Linked DNA regions of Homo sapiens: region 1 is linked to region 2. The links are chromatin contacts, found by Hi-C or POLR2A ChIA-PET in ENCODE. All regions are on one chromosome and are shown on one strand. The core of a region is the stretch at or near the end of the contact, and the rest is flanking DNA. Distances in the headings are between cores, read along the strand shown.

What was found. A loop is a pair of places that touch in the nucleus more often than their neighbours do. ChIA-PET counts read pairs that join two places held with the same protein, here RNA polymerase II (POLR2A). Pooled maps may share reads with other maps.
Region 1: a loop to region 2 is called in a map with no recorded cell type, with 2.9 times the contacts of the local background. The contact joins the promoter of ZNF215 here to the promoter of OR2D2 in region 2. A Hi-C loop is called at or near these places in 3 of 168 maps with a recorded cell type or tissue (HepG2, chondrocyte and tibial artery), 6 of 37 single-sample maps with no recorded cell type and 4 of 50 pooled maps. POLR2A ChIA-PET finds 5 or more read pairs at or near these places in 2 of 52 experiments (Panc1 and activated T-cell).

What each region holds. Positions count from the first base shown.
Region 1 is chr11:6,925,058-6,927,757 of GRCh38, forward strand. It overlaps ZNF215 (zinc finger protein 215), which reads left to right and starts at 1,369. Exons shown (of 7, transcript NM_013250.4): 1 at 1,369-1,628; 2 at 2,605-2,700. LOC107984019 (a long non-coding RNA gene) reads right to left here. Exons shown (of 4, transcript XR_001748112.3): 2 at 760-2,105.
Region 2 is chr11:6,891,199-6,893,898 of GRCh38, forward strand. OR2D2 (olfactory receptor family 2 subfamily D member 2) reads right to left here and starts at 1,302. Exons shown (of 1, transcript NM_003700.1): 1 at 376-1,302. The coding sequence starts at 1,302. The coding sequence ends at 376.

The sequences.
Region 1 (2,700 bases), core at 119-2,618, 34 kb after region 2:
TGTAGTTCCAGCTACTTGGGAGGCTGAGATGGGAGAATCACTTGAGCTCAGGGAGGTCCAGGCTGCAGTGAGCTGTCACACCACTGTACTCCAGCCTGGCAGCCTGGGTGACAGAGTGAGACCCAGTCAAAAAAAGAAGAAAGAAAGAAAAGAAGCAAGCAAGCAAGAGAGAAAAAGAAAGAAAGAAAGAAAGAAAGAAGAAAGAAAGGAAAGAAAGAAAGAGAAAGAAAGAAAAGAAAAGAAAAAAGCAAAGAAAATAAGAAATCTGAATAAAGTATTGTGGACTTAATGTATCAATGTTATTTTATTTTTTATTTTTATATTTTATTTTTATTTTCTTAGTTGTAACAAATATACCATAATAATTTAAGAGGGTAATAACAGGGAAAACTAGTTGTGGAGTAGAAGGTAACTCTGTATATTACCTTCTCAATTTTTCCAAAACTGTAAATCCAAAACTGCTCTAAAAAATAAGGTCTATTTAAAAAGAAATAAAAGAAACTATATGGTGTGTCCTTGTTTTTTTGTGTCACTAGCTGTTCAAAGTTGCCATCTTGTTTTACCTTAGTCCACTCCTGGCCTAGATATAAAGCTCTCTCTGGTTTAAGTTCTTTCACTCTGCTCCTACAGCACTGTCCACATGCCTCTAGGCAAGCACTAATCATATTATCATGTACTTAATGCCACCAAGCATTCTCTCCTTTGTGACACACACATCCCTTCCCTCTGTGTCTCCACACCCACCAGATTTCCTCCTACCTCTCAGGCTGATCCTCCTCTCTCTTTTTTGCAGGTCCGCCTTCCTGACTCAACCAATGGTGTTGGTGTTCCCTGGGCCAATTCCAGCCCATTTCCTTCTATTTTCTCTCTTCCTCTCTGTCCCTTTCTCTGCAGTCCTATTCCAATGGATAGCATCAATCACCATCTACCCAGATTGACCCAAATTTTACAGGTCTAGCCCCAGACATCTCTAAATTCCCAAATGCCTACATCCAAATGCCTAATTGACAATGCTTCTCAGATGCCACAAAGTACCTCAGTCTTAACAAGCCAAAACTGAACAACGAACTGCAAGCCCTCTCACTTCCATACAAAACTGAATGAATGAATCTGTGAACCAATAAACCAATAAAGACCATGTAAGAGACAATGTCTTGTCGAAATTGTCATTGTTTTTTGATTCCAGACAAATGGGGTGTGGGGAACAGAAAGGCGATTTGGACTAGTTTCCCCGGACGGGATGAGGCAGCGCCGGAAGTATGACGCTCATTTCTTTAAGCCACTAGAAGCTCACCGTGAGTCCATTCACAGGGCCAGAGTTCCAAGTGTGCGGCGTGGGCGGGGCCTGCAGAAAGGGACGGGGCCTGCAGAAAGGGACGGGGCTGGCAAAGGCCTGGTCTACCTCACCGATCCGGGTCGCGGGGGCTCCTAGGGGGTTCCTTCCACAGCTGGTGCGCGTGCGCAAGAGTGCGTCGAGGTTGTTCCGCGGCAATTTATGAAACTCGGAGCCGGCAGTGAGTTGAGGGTTCGGCGAGGTCAGGGATTCCTAGTTGCAGCGTGATTACCAACGCCAGCTCCCTTCACTGTCCAAGACAGCGATTCCGCGGCTCCTCTGAGAACTGGCGCTTGTGAGTGACTGAACGGGCCACTGGAGAGGAGCGGTGCTCACGGGTATCGTTCTCGTCAGCGGGCGGTGGGGACGCGGGGTCTTGGAATTGGGAATCACGCTTGAGGGCGTCCATGCGGAACGTGCAGCTTACCTCAGCTTGCTTGCAGTTACCCAGTTTCCACGCTGCCCTCCAAGGTCTGTGCCGGAAAACCTGGAGGAGGGCGCGAGCTGACGGGAGGGATGGAAACGTGGGCTGCGGAAGTAAGACAAGCGTTGAGAGCAGCGACAGAGGGCGAGGGGGTGGGCGGCGGGACGGCTGGGGTCAGGATCCAGCTCCGCTAAAGCAAGGATTTAACCACACTCCTGTCGCCTCTTCCACTCTGCAATAGGGGCAGTCTCCAGACGCGCAGAGTGGTTAGTATGTTATGATCAGCTGGTTTGGGAATGGCTGGTATTGATGCCTCATGGAAAAACCAAGCGTGACTGGATCAATCAACTGGGAAAGACAATGGAGTTTTAATTAATTCATATTGCCTTGTTTTCCCAGTCATTCCTGGCCACCTCCCTAAAAGATTAAAACCTCCAAGTATCGTACTTATTTTAAAATAATTCTTTCTCCATTTAACATAAATGACTTCTATTCAGTCACTTATTTGCAAACTGTTTTCTGTTCCTCTTTATCTAAGCTACTCTCGCCAGGTGGTTCTTACCTCAAGCAGCTGTCCTACCTACAACCTGTTTGATTAGAAATAACCCTCTTCACAGACAGTACCTTTTTTCCATAATTAGCAGCTGTTCGAGTTCCTTGCGGCCATAAAACCGTAGAACTGGTGCCACCTGGTTATATTAGTCTAACCATCCACTACAACTTCAGGTCCCTCCGTCACAGTGGTACTGGCTCCGTGTCTTAATCCTGAATCCCACCTTTATATCAGAGGCATCTATTCAGTACTTTAGAGTTTAACTGTTATATTTCCTGGCTTTGTATATTCCAGTGTTCATCATTTGCCACTTAAGCTACTTGCAGTCACGTCACACCTTGGATCTCTATCATCAAAACTATTCCACCTCGGAAATCTTACCTAAATGCA
Region 2 (2,700 bases), core at 52-2,551:
TTTGGTTTTCTGTTTTTGTGCTAGTTCACTTAGGATAATGGTTTCAAGCTGCATCTATGTTTCTGCGAATGACATGATTTCATTCTATTCTGTGGCTGCATAGTATTCCATGGTGTATATGTACTTTTGTTTTCAAAGCAGGAGAAAGTTTATTAAAAAGCTTTAGAACAGTAAGGAAGGAAAAGGAAAGGAGGAAAAAGAAGGAAAGTACAACTTGGAAGGGGGCCAAGCAGGTGACTTGAGAAACCAAGTGTGCCAATGTACATTTTTAAAAATCCAATCCACCTGGGTTGATTCCATGTCTTCCCAGCAAGTCTTTGAAGTAGGAAGCCAAAAGGTTCTCTGAGCTCACTGTCAGTGTGAGATTCCAAGCCTTCATGGGAAATTCCTTGTGGCTACTTTCCTCAGAGCTGCCTTCACATCCTTGTTTCTCAGGCTATAGATGAGGGGATTAAGCATGGGAGTCACTATTGCATAGAAAACAGACACCGATTTTTCCTGCTGTTTGGAAGACTTGGGTGTCATGTAAGTGATAATTGCTGATCCATAAAAAAGTATGACCACCATGAGGTGGGAGCCACAGGTAGAAAATGCCTTGAGACTCCCCACAGTTGACTTCATCTTGACCACAGTTACTATGATACGGCCATAGGATACCAGAATCAGAAAAACAGGTATGAGGAGAATCACAACCCCCATAAGAAAAATGGCCATCTCTGATGCATGGGTGTCTGTGGATGCTAAGATCAATAGTGCAGGGGCCTCACAAAAGAAATGAGCAATGCTGTTACTGCCTCGGTAGGGTAGCCTCAGTATGAAGGTGGTGTCTACCACAGACACCAGAATGCCACTGGTCCATGATCCTGTTGCCAGCTGGACACACACTTTCCAGGTCATGATGTTAGGGTAACGCAGAGGATTGCAGATTGCAACATAGCGATCATAGGACATCACTGCAAGAAGGGCGCACTGGGTACACCCAAAAATGAGGAAAAAGAGAAGTCGAGCTGCGCAAAGTGTGAATGCAATGACCTTCTTTCTGGAAAGCAGGTGGACTAGTGCCTGAGGAACTATGTTGGTAGAGAAACAGAGGTCAGCCAGAGACAAGTTGCAGAGAAAAAAATACATGGGTGTGTGAAGTTGGGAGTCAACATGAACAAGGGAGATTAGAAGCAGATTTCCAAGCACAGTGACCAGGTAGACACCCAATAATACGATAAATAGCAGCTGCTCGGTGTGTGGCCCATCAGAGAGTCCCAGAAGGAGGAATTCTGTCACTTGTGTCTGATTTATCTGTCTCATAGTTTGTTGTCCTTTTCAGTAAGAAGTCACTATGTGCTAACCATAGACAGGCATACCTATAAAATTATATAATTCAGAAGTGCAGGCTTAGGAACTGCCCCAATTTCTACTGAAAATTTCAAGAACCCCCTTCATAAGATGATCATGTTTCTTTCATTGGAACATTTTCAGTGTTGTAAAACAAACTTTAAAAGATGTTGCATTCATTGTTGATGTCATCTGGCAAGAATAGATTTTTAAAATTATTTTTCTCACTCTGAATACCACACTTTTAATAATACAATATTAAATACAGACTGAGTTCATCTATAAAGTCCTGCCATTTAATTTCTGTTTGTTCTTAACTAAAACCCCTGAGTCGTAAGTGCTCTTGTCACATCTCCTCTTCCCCGCTTATGATAATATAGTTTTCTGTTGTATTTTCCGTGAAAGGACAGACACGAAGGTATAAGAAATCAGAAAGAGCCAAAGTACTGGTATGTTTTATTTAAGAAACTAACCTGTCTTACAGGAGCTGGGAAACCAAAGATTAACTCAGGATACCCTTGGGAATCCTATCTGAAGCCTCAGCTTGAGTTCTGTTCAGTCTCAACTGTGAATGAACTTCCAACATAACAGACACACCATCAAAACAGAATTTTCATTTTAAGCCACCAGCGTGACTAGTTTCATACTCAGCCCAAACAGCACTACTCCCCAGCTCTCTCTGCTAAAAATTATATGCATTATCTGTCCACTCCCCCCGCAAAAGTAAAAGTTCCTTTGAAAATAGTTTCCATGTCTTTTTCACCTCTGTGTCCTTTACGAGTCATAGCAGAGAACTTCATTTCATAAATGACCATAATTCATTAAACAAATAATAATTTGATCACATAGTTAAGCAGAGTCATTTAGAAGTTTTGCCAATATCCCTAGAGAGATTTGAAATAATAATCCAATTTTGTGGAGCTGTTCCAAAAAGAAGGGAAATAAATTTACTTTAAAGTGTAAAGTTTAAGATCCTATACACGGGTTGGGCTATCAATCCTTTAACTGTCTGGTGAAAGTATCTCAGAATAACGTTTTAAATACATCAAATAAAATGTATAGGATTACTAAGGAAACCAGTTATATCAAAATACAGTTATCGAAATAATTTTAGAAAACAGATTTGTAAACAGCAATATATGTGCTTCTTTATTAATACACTAAAATTTTGAAATGTAGTGGTGGGTCTAATAACCATCTTCATTTCAAAATAATGATGAGTTTAAATATTTGGAGATCTCTCCAACAACTGCAATACAATATAAAAATTCTTATAATTACTACTGCTGACAAAGTCATAAATACTTCTAATATTGGTGTGGGTTGGTTACTTGCATTCAAATTGGAAGGAAACATCAACTTTCAGTTAGG